Linked DNA regions of Homo sapiens: region 2 is linked to region 1. A link is an interaction called in ENCODE POLR2A ChIA-PET data of the cell type or tissue named here. Cell type or tissue: A673. All regions are shown on one strand. Links, peaks and the distances in the headings refer to the core of each region. The heading gives the core; the rest is flanking DNA.

What was found. Peaks named below come from ENCODE experiments on the same cell type or tissue, not always from the same donor. Only the 100,000 strongest peaks of a DNase experiment are listed, where the experiment ranks them.
Region 2: POLR2A ChIA-PET joins it to region 1 with 5 read pairs; 3 of 35 experiments call an interaction of 5 or more read pairs at or near these places.

What each region holds. Positions count from the first base shown.
Region 1 is chr15:48,632,302-48,637,695 of GRCh38, forward strand. All of the region lies in intron 2 of FBN1 (fibrillin 1), which reads right to left. Among named protein-coding and RNA genes, the nearest start is that of FBN1, 11 kb to the right of the region's middle. In A673, for the core only: no CTCF peak of the experiment used is centred there; no DNase peak of the experiment used is centred there.
Region 2 is chr15:48,470,734-48,476,127 of GRCh38, forward strand. FBN1 (fibrillin 1) reads right to left here. Exons shown (of 66, transcript NM_000138.5): 33 at 3,795-3,917; 34 at 3,522-3,644; 35 at 1,818-1,943; 36 at 1-23. Among named protein-coding and RNA genes, the nearest start is that of DUT-AS1, 140 kb to the left of the region's middle. RefSeq lists an enhancer at 1,636-2,835. In A673, for the core only: no CTCF peak of the experiment used is centred there; a DNase peak (open chromatin) is centred at 2,238; H3K27ac peaks cover 433 bases.

The DNA.
Region 1 (5,394 bases), core at 251-5,250:
TTGCTTTAGCCATAAAAAACAGCCTCTTTGGATGACTCTCTGCCTCATTTTCCTTATCTGTAACAGCATTATAATCATTCTCATCATCATAGCTAAACATGTCAGGCATAGTACTAAGAACTTGAAATGTACCATCCCATTAAATCTTAGGACAACACAGAAAGATGAGTAATTTAATCGCATTTACAAGTGAAGAAACTGAGGCCCAGAGAGGTCAAATCACTCGTCTGAGGTTTCCTCCTAGAAGGTGGTGGAGCCAGGGTTTGACCCAAAGCATGTCTATTTCCACACTTCCAAACCTCCCTGAAAGTGTGGCCAAAGGTTATTAGTGATCATTGAAAATGACTCCTTGGTCCTTTAAAATATGGTCCCACAATCAATACCAGTATACCCCACTACCCACAGCCAGGCTCAAATAGGAAATAGTGTGAGGTAATTATAACATATACCCCAGCCACTAGCTCTGGGTTTTTATGACCAAACTGCCAAACATTCCTAGCCAACTCTTCAGGAAATGTTCAGGCACTTTCTCAGATTCCAGCTAAAACACCGACTATGTGACCCTGGGGAGCACAGAGCTCACAGGGTGGTAATGGGATATAAAATTTGCAAACTTGAGGTCAGTGGCCTCAACTCTGGGGTGTGAAGCACCAGCAGTCCATGAAAGATTAAAAAACTATTTGTCTACTTAAAGGCTGCACATCAAGTCCTTCACTGAAAAGCATTTGCCTACATCTCCTCAGACATTAACCCCATCAGAAAGGGAGAGAAAGATATTCCAAATGGCAGTTCTGCCTAGAATCATTGGAAAAAAAGATAATAATATCAACAAGCCCAAGACAGGGTGTTCATTCTGAAAATGAAGCATTGGGTCCTATTCAAACGCAGCTAATGCTCATAACATAGTTGTCACTTGGAGTAGGCAGATGTTTTACAGTATTACTAGGTGAGATGATATGGAGGAAAACACAAGAATTTAAGAATTTTTTTCTTTCTTTAGCATGTTTATTACATAAACTCTTAATGTATAGTTTGGATAACTGAGCCAGCAAGTTACACAACAAGAAACCAAGCTTAATCACAGACCCAGAACTGCCTTAGTTGATCCCAGGTCATTTGACTCTTTGACTGCCAATTAGAAGTGTGAGTATGTGTGTGGTGGAGGGTTGCGGGGAGGAGTCATGCTTCCGATTCCCGGAGAAGACTATTTCTCTTTTTCCAACCACCTGACTGATACCCTCATTGACAACTACCTCCCTCAAAAAGTCCCATCCCACCCAATCCTTTCTAATGTGGAGGTTCCCACTGAGAGCAGGGTAGTACTGAGGATCTAAAACTCTGCTACAGTATCACCCCTTCAGGGCTGACCGCTGAGAGAGTAATCACACTGCCTAAGATCAAATAAATGAGAGAAAGAAAACACCCATGCCCACAGGATTGATAAGGTTTGGTTATTTCAAGTATAGCAGAGAACTTGCAGATACCAGTCCACCTCTTGAGGGTGTGAACACAAAGAGGCCCAATCTATTACCCAACAACGCGCCTCTTAGGTCAGCTCTCGCTACCACGTGACTCAGCTTCCACACCTACGAACCGGAGAGGAAAATAAGCACCTTGAGCACTTGTTCCTGGACCTTCTCTGGGCCTCAGTTTCAGTATTTATACATTTCTAAAATCTGTCCTACTATAACTAATTTATAATATGAATTTTTCTAAAGATGGATGGTCTGGCTATGGAAGAAGATATAAGCCATAATTTCAATGGCAAAAATAAAAGCATTTAAAAATAAGAAGGTCCTTTAAAAGTTATTCATCAAAGGCCCAAACCTATTAGGGTCTGATTACACAATCTTACAAATTAGCACTGAATGAACAGGGGAAATGATACACAATAAACCATTAGTTACAAGAAGCAGGATGCATCAAACTTTACATAGTACCATATACACAGGTGCATACCAGACAATGGATTAACCTGCTTTTCCACTGCATTCCTCTAAATGTTTTCATACGAATCTTTTCTGGCATCCAAGTGTCTTTCTTTTATGTCCTGACTCTCCTCCATAAGCTCTCTGTCCCCTAAAAGAGGCTGATTAAGGCCACAGGTCGCCTGGTCCCAATGCTGCCGGGAGTGAAGGGGTTGTCATCAATCTCTTTCAAAACCCAGCATCTGCTCTGTCCAGCCTAGGTCCACTGGCTGGCAAGACTTTCACTCCAGAACCTTCTCCCAGCTCTCTCCTCCTGCTTCCCTCAGGCTTTCTCCTTCCTTCCCCTAACAAAAACCTTAACCCTGTTTTGCTTTTTGAACACCCCAATGTTCCCAGGTAAAAATTTTGTATTTTACTTAGACCTTGTTTACTTTTCTTAAGGTTTTAACTCTCATTTGATATTCCTATCCTCCCTATTTTATTTGCAGCACAGCTTATGAAATTACTTACAAAAAGAAGATGAAACAATGATGATGAAGAAAAAGAAGAAAAGGAAAAGATGGCAACAAAGAAGGAGAAACAGAACCGGAAAAGGAAGAAGAAGAAACCAAAAAAAAAAAAAAAAAACCACACACACACACACACACACACACACACACACACACACACACACAAAATGAAACCCTGCCTCTGGAATACATTGTCTTTATTAATAAAGATATTACCATACTTCAGTTCAAAACCATGAAACTTGACAGCAGACAATGTGTCTTTAGGGCAGACATAAATCCTGTCTCCCAACACCAACATCATAAAATGGTTGTACTATATTTGGACTTAGATGTGTTTGGATACTTATATTTGAATGTAAGTATGACTGATGGTCTAGGAATTCATAATCCTTCAAAATGTTGAACTAAACCACTTGTTTAATGGAGCAGTTCTCCCACTCTGAGCCTGCTTGCTGTCTGGAATACATCTCCGGCTGGGAATGGTGGAGATAGGGATTTTTGCTTTCTCTCTTCCGCTCTGAGGGAGCTGAATAAATAGAGTCAGTGATAACTTCAACCAAAAAAAAGTCACTTAAGTTGAAAAAGTGGTAGTCACAAGAAATTTAAATCTAGGATTTGATATAGTATAAGACACCCACAATGCAAACTTGACTATATTCCTAATCCAATTTTATTCTATTGATAATGTGGCTACTCCATTTATAAGAAAAATAGTACAGTTCAGCTCATTACAACACCAATTCTATTAGCAACTGCAACCTATTTTTACTTATTAGTATAACCCCTAATTTAAAAAATTGAGGTGGATTACACCAACAGATACATACATTTGAGGCTATAAATAGAAATTGAAAATAAAATTCCATACAGAAGAAAGTTAAAACATACCAAAGTTAATAAATTAGAGTGATTGCCCATTAAATTTATTTCATGTATAATCTTAAAAGCTGATTTTCTTAAAAGCAAATGGAAAATGGTTAGATGTTTTGAAATTCTCATATTTGAATAAAACAAAACATACTGCTTCATTAGGAACTTTCATTTTATTCCTGACAGTTGTGAGTTCTTTAAATGCAGAACTGTGGACAAACTAAGATCAATGCCCTAACATGAATCTAACAGAACATGCAAACACAATATTTATGGAGCTTTTTCATTCTGAAGTTACAGCAGCAAAATACAATGAGGCATCCTCAGTAGAGAACTAAGCCAACTGAACTTGATCAAGTTAGAATTAAAACTTAAAGTATCTGATTAGCCTTCTCAAAGATCTATTGCCTCACAGTGGTAGCTGGTCTCCAAAGATGGCTCCACTTTCTCCCCTCCCAGCAGACACATGATGCTCCTCACATCCAAAGGTAGGTCTTAATAGTCCATGCCCTTCAATCTGGATGAGGCCTATGACTTGGATGGAATTCCAGGTCATGCGATTCCAGGCTAAGTTTGAAGAAAGTCTGGTAGTTCCCACTTTTGTGCTCTTGAGAGATCCTGAACTGCCATGGAAAAAGTCTGGCTATGCTGCTCTAAAGACCATGTAGAGAGGCCACGTATAGAAAGGGGACAACCTGAGACTATATAAAGGAGAATCAAGGAAGCCAGGCAATGTCGAGGACATATGAGTCCATGTGACCCCAGCCAGCCAGCCCCCAGCCCTTCGAGTTAGCCTACGGTCAATATGTGGGATTAACACATGTGACCAGGGTCAGGAGGCTGTTGTTCAAGATCCAGCCCCAACAGACACTCACTCTGAGCAAGGCCTAGTCGCTGCATCTGGGGCTCAGTCTCCCCATTTGAAAAAAAACACATTCAATGGCTCCATCCCGGGGGCAGGTTCAGGCAGGAGACTGCATGAGAGACAGCTTTAAAACTTGGAAGGCCCCCAGCAGAGCCAGACAAGTGGCTCTTTGCTTCCTTTATTCCCCTCCTCAGTGGGTCCATTTAGATAAACCACACCCAAGTAAACAGGGCTGCAGGCGCCAGTGCCTGGTCACAGAACCAGATGCATATGTGAAGAAGTCATACTGCCTGTTCCAGCCCAACTGACATTGTGGGGCGCAGAGACAAGATTCCCCACTGTGTCCTGTCTAAATTCCTGAGCCACAGAATCATGAGAAAGAATAAAATTGTTGTTTTAAGCCACGAAGTCTGGGGCAATTTGTTACGTAGCAATAAAATAACTCAAACACTCACAAATGAAAATACTTTGTTTCATGGTAGTAGAGGGCCTAGGCCTGATCTCGTTTCCCTTTATTTTCTCTTTATGGTGCTACAATGACTTCGTGTATGGTAAGTTTGAATATATATGGAGGTGGGAGCATTCTAGGTCCTCCTCGCCTTTGTCTTTCACAACCAACTAGTCAAGTACTGTCTGCATTAACTCTGGAACCACCTGAGTCTCTTCTTTCTTCACCCCTTTCACTGAATTTGCTCAGACCATCGTGGACTCTCACTGTGACTCCTATATTAGCCTCCTAAATCCAAATCTCCCTGTCTTTAGTCTCTCTTCTCTCTAATCATCTACCCTTCACACCTCTACCCAGTGGCAAAGATCTGATCATGTTCCTATCTTAGAATCCTTTACTAGCTCCCCGTCCTTGCCTTTCACAACATCAGTGACATTTATATTTCCACTAGTCCCTCTCCTTTCCCTAACAACATTGCCACCTATGTACGGGCTCACAAGATTGCTCAAGGTTGCAAACTGCACAGCTCCAGAGGGCACTCGTTTCATAGACTGCACTACAAACCATGTCACTTGGAACCATGCCGTGCCAACCCTGCCCAACTGCAGTCAATGTCCTAAGACCTCAGACACTTCATATCCCTTTCCCTTGATGTATTTTTCACTCATCTTTCCTTTATTTCTCAGCTATACTTACTCCAAGCTCTAGTCTATATAATTAACCATACCCAGTTAATCAGCTCATCAAAATTGCTCAGAGTTCAACTATCAA
Region 2 (5,394 bases), core at 235-5,234, 160 kb before region 1:
CGGAAGGGAGCACTCATCAATATCTTGGGGGGAGGGAGAAAAAAGCAAAAAACTTAACTTATATTTTTCTAAAAAAAACCTGCCAAATATAATTAGGCAACTAATGTAAATACTAAGAAAATGCAGAGTATCTAACACCAATCTGGGCACTTCTCCTATAGACTTTTAGATGATTTGCCATGCACAGTGAAGTCTCGTAGGTGAGAGGTTACTTTTCCTCAGTCTCTATTACATGCCAAGCAGCGGGCTGAGCATTTTATAGATACATATCTCATTTGTAGTGTTCCACGTAGGTCCACATCACTTTCGTAAAGTAAGAGGCAAGCAAGCCACCTTACGCTAAATTCGTTTTTTTTTTTTAATCTATCTATGTAGTCACTGTTTTTGTTGTGAATTAAAATTTCACAAGCCACAATGTCTTTCAGGGAACTGTCATAATTAGTTGCATAATCTCCAGTGTCCCTAGTCCTATGGCATGTGTTTGCCTTTGTTGACGGAGATTGGAAAACCGCACACGCTTCTTCCAGGCCTCTGTCTCTGCCTCCTGTTAACATTCTTCGTGTGCAGTTGACACACAGTCACATTTTCAGGCTTGAGACTAGCTTTAAATAGCCATGACCACTCCACCAGCCATGATTTATATTAAGAACAAACAAACAAACAAAACCTTCTCTTATAGCAATAAGAGAAGCAAAACTTTCACTGTGACTATTTGTGTCACCAGAGGTGGCACAGTACCTGTTTTCCTTGGATATTTGGAGTAACAAAAGTAAACAAGGTATTAGGCACATGATCAAGAGCATAATCTGGTTTCTTGACTCCAAGGAGTTTTATATCAAACTCTGCATATTTAATATAAACTGTATAAAGAACACCCAACGGTTCCATAACAAAGAAAAGTATTCACATAAAAATACATGAGGGAATTAGTATACATGTCATAGCTAATGACTGATTTTGAGTTCACGTCTTGTTAACAAGGAACAACTATTAACTAATACATTAATCAGGGTCTTGTTTAAACTTCTACTGACAATCGTTATCATTTGTTTATTTCTACTGAAATCTTCTTTTCAATGAAGGAGAATGTGCTTAAATTTGACAAATGTGGGTAAAGGGAAGAATCTTGTGTTCCCTAATGGGATCCAGCCTTAGCTAACAGGTTCCCAGGACTCTTCGTGTCTGACCAACACTTATCAGAATGACAGAGCCTAAAGCTGAGCGATACCATGCCATATGGCAGTATCCCAAGGGTCCCCTATTGAACAGATTTGCAAAACTGTTCCATGTTCATATATGTTAGATATTTAGAGCAAATGTGAGACATACCATTCTACGTATGGACAAGACTATTTGCTCTGCTTTTATTTCTACAAACCAAATACAGTGGAGATTAAAACCTGTGTTTCCATATTTAGTGATAATCCCACAACAGGACATTATCAGGGAACTTGCACTTTCAGCTCTTTTCTCCCTCAGTAGGGATTAACAGGTTGCATCCCCCTCCGTAGGGATAAATGGGTTGCACTGATTTAACCACACTTGGTTACCCTCATTGACCAATGGATACACCCTTGCAGACCATGCGGCCAAGGCTGGATGTACAGCTTGTGGCCAGTCAGCTGAGGTTTTCTGTGCAGCAAGAGAAATGGTCAGCTGGAAACCTAATCCCTCTACAAACTGAACTGACCAGCTTAGAAATGAAGCTAAAACACACCTCAGTTTAAAAAAAAAAAAAAAAAAAAGCATCAGGAATGTTTAAATAACCTAATCTCATCAAGCCCAGCAAGGCTCCCAGTGGCTTCCCCATCAGTTACCTTCACAGGCTTTCCCGTCAGCACTGGGCACGAAGCCCATGTCGCATTCACAGCGGTATCCTCCTGGTGCATTGAGGCACTGGCCATTGCCACAGAGATTCAGGTTCTCAGAGCACTCATCAAGGTCTACAGCCAGAAAGAAACACACGTTACTCTTCCTCGGTTAGGGGCTTTCTAATTCCTCAGGTCTATCAACTTTCCAGTGCAGCAATGTTTTGGCATAACTTCAATTTGACACATTTAAAGTCATTTATTTTTCTCTTTGGTAGGCTAACACTGAATATGAAATTTACATGTGGCTGATTCAGAATCCTGAATGATAATTTACCCTGAATGATATAAAATGAATAAGCCGAAGGAATCATGCAAACTAAGGCCTGTTCAAGAAGGGTCATCCGCATGGAGGGCACACCCATGACAGGAAATGACACATCATGTTTGTGTCTATTTCTCAAGTTTCAGGCTTAGCTTAGATGGGCACCAAAAGTGCAAAAGAATGGCAACCATAGGGAGAAGAAAAATTCCATCTGCTTAATCTCTACCTAGTTTTCTTAATAATCACAGGCATTTAAATATCAAACACATAAACCACACATGCCTAATACATGGAATTTGAATATGTTCTCAAAATGATGGGAGGTTTTTGATGACAAAACATCAATAAGTTAGGCAAAAATGATTTCATCTGAGATAAAACTTTCAGGGAATAAAAAAAAATTCCAGGTAAATCACTTAATGAGCCTTAGCCTCTATTGTGCTTAAATGACTTTTTATGAACAAAGTGCTCAGGATAAATCAATGTTTTAAGTTATAGGAGCAGCTATGCGACCTAATGGCTAATGGATCTTATTATTTTATTTAACTCCAGAGCTCTGATATAAAAAGTGCTGTCTGTAAATATATGCACATGTAAGTATATGTATAATTTATGTAATGACAAGTCTAATCATGTATGTTTACATGTGTATAGAAGTTTATGTTAATTCTATGGCTATTAATTAGAGCCAAAAAGAAAATTTCATTAATATATTATTGCAAAACTGGAAGTGAATGAATTCCATAGCAGGTTTGAAATTTTTACTTATACCAATATGGAATGTTGATGATGACGATAATGATGATGATGATGGCCTGTTGGAGAGAAATACATACTGTTCTTCTAATCTAGAACATCTAATCCCTTCTCCTTACATAGTTCCCTACAGCAAGCTTATCCTTGTGTTGGTACAGAAAGGAAGTCATTGGTGAGAAATAGGCAAAAAAAAAATAATAATAAATAAAGGCTAGGCATATAAAAGGAAGTATGATTTGTTTAAACTAATGACATCATTATATACAGTCATATAATGATATATATGCCAATTGTAACTATTATAAGGCCTAGCTGACTTGAGGTGGAGAATGGTATGACTTTTTTGGTATCATTTTATGTTAGAGCACAGATCACTGTAAATGATGTGATAATGGCACCTAAATATCTATCTATCTATCTATCTACCTACGTATCTACCTATCGAGAAGCTTTTGAGGTCTCCCTAATTGACCTGGTTCCAATTTTTTTTTTCCCACAGAGCTCTAGTGCCAAATGATGAATCTTTTCTATTAACTGACCCAGTCTTCAAAAAAGAATTGCTAGCCTGAGAAATGTGGAATGCCTGGCTTCTCTGACTAGTGTTGACACAGTTGTTTCCAGCGTGAACATACCTGTACAAGTGAAGCCATCACCTGTGTATCCTTCCTTGCACAGACAGCGGTAAGATCCCATGGTATTCTTGCAGTCTGCATGCTGGCTGCACATATGGGTTCCATTGGAACATTCGTCCAGATCTTATAGAAAAAGGTTATATCATTATTAACAGAAAGGGTGGTATTTAAAACCAATAATACACAAATTAAAATAACTTTACATAATTAATATTTTCATATGTGTAATCTATGCAGTCCTTGATAAGCAACCTCTGTTACTTTCCTACTCACCAGTGCACTTAATGCCATCTCCAATCCACCCGGGACTGCAGCTACATTTGAAGCTTCCTGCTGTATTGGTACATACAGCATGTTTGCCACAGTTGTGTGCTCCAATTTCACATTCATTGATGTCTGGAAAAATGAGCAGTGATTTAGAAAAAGGCTCAGCACAAATGTCTTTTGGTTTTTAAAATAAGTAATATTCAAAAGTTGACTTGCCTTCAAACTTCCCATGGTATAGTATAGACTGGTTTTGCATCCATATATAAACTCTACATATATCAAACAGCTTTAAATTTCAAATTATAAAGATATAACAATATGATTGTACTAGCTATTGTTAACTCTAATTATTTTCCGTATTTTAATGTAAGTTTCCAGTCACTGCAAAGTGACTTTTTACAGCTGAAGACCATAAAAAATGAGTTGCTTAATTTTCTATGGTTTTAATACTCCTTGTCACATATTTTCTTTTGCTAGTATTTTTAGTAAGTCAACTATGGAGTAATGATGCACATTATTTTCATATCTTGTATAGACAAAAAATACAAACTTGTTGGCAAATTAGAAAATTTTTGCATTATATTCTATATATAAAATATATTTTATTCTTAAACTTAAAACACTTATTTAATTATGCTTTATTTCTACAAAAGCTTTCCTTTAGGTATTGCTAATTTAAGCATTTGCAGAAAATGTTCCTTAAGACAGTATATAAGCCATCTTTTCCCTAGCTTCTTAGAGTCCTAGCACATTGGAGAGCCAAGCCTTCTTGTATATTTCATGTAAAACTCAAGTTAATCCAATGGGGATTTTGTCAGAATATAAGGAATACCAGATTAGGGTCACATTACTAAAAGACTCCAAATTTTCCAAAATGCTCTATTCTCCAAAATTCTATTGTCAACTTTAGCCAAGATAGACTCTCTAACATAAATATGTTACAGAAAAGAACATAAAGTACTAAGTGAAAATTTTCCAAAACGAGCCCATTCTATAATGGGTTACCCTCATAATCAACTTTGTCATTAACTAAGAACAAGAACTCATAAATATGGTACTCTATATGGAAACCAACATCTAACACCAATCTTAGGTCAAGAAGAACAATTTTGCCATACAAAACACTGCAAGAATTTCCAGTGAACACTTGAATAGTGGCATGAAAAAGAAACTGGGCAAGTAATTCATGTTTGCCTTTTTGTTTACTTATGAAGCCCAATTAAATGATTTGAAAGTGTTTGCAAACATGCTATCTGCCAAGTGTTCCATCTGAAGCTCTGAAATGGTCCTGGGATCTTTGGCTTCTTCATAACTTCTAGAGCAAACACAAAATGAAATAAGAACAGATTGCTCCTACAAAAGAACTTTATAATATCACTAATGATCATAAAAATGAAGCAGCATGCCTGGAAGAATGTCCTTTCAGTCATGACACATTGTATAGGTGGATTTTAGTGTAACCTTGGCAGCCACATGGACCTATCAAGTTATTACTGCAGGTCAAGAGAGACACATAGCTTTAGACTGTGACTGGGAGCTTTAACCAGCTAAATAATTGAGCATGGCACATTCCAAGGAAATGAGGAGGAAGGCCAATTCAGGGATA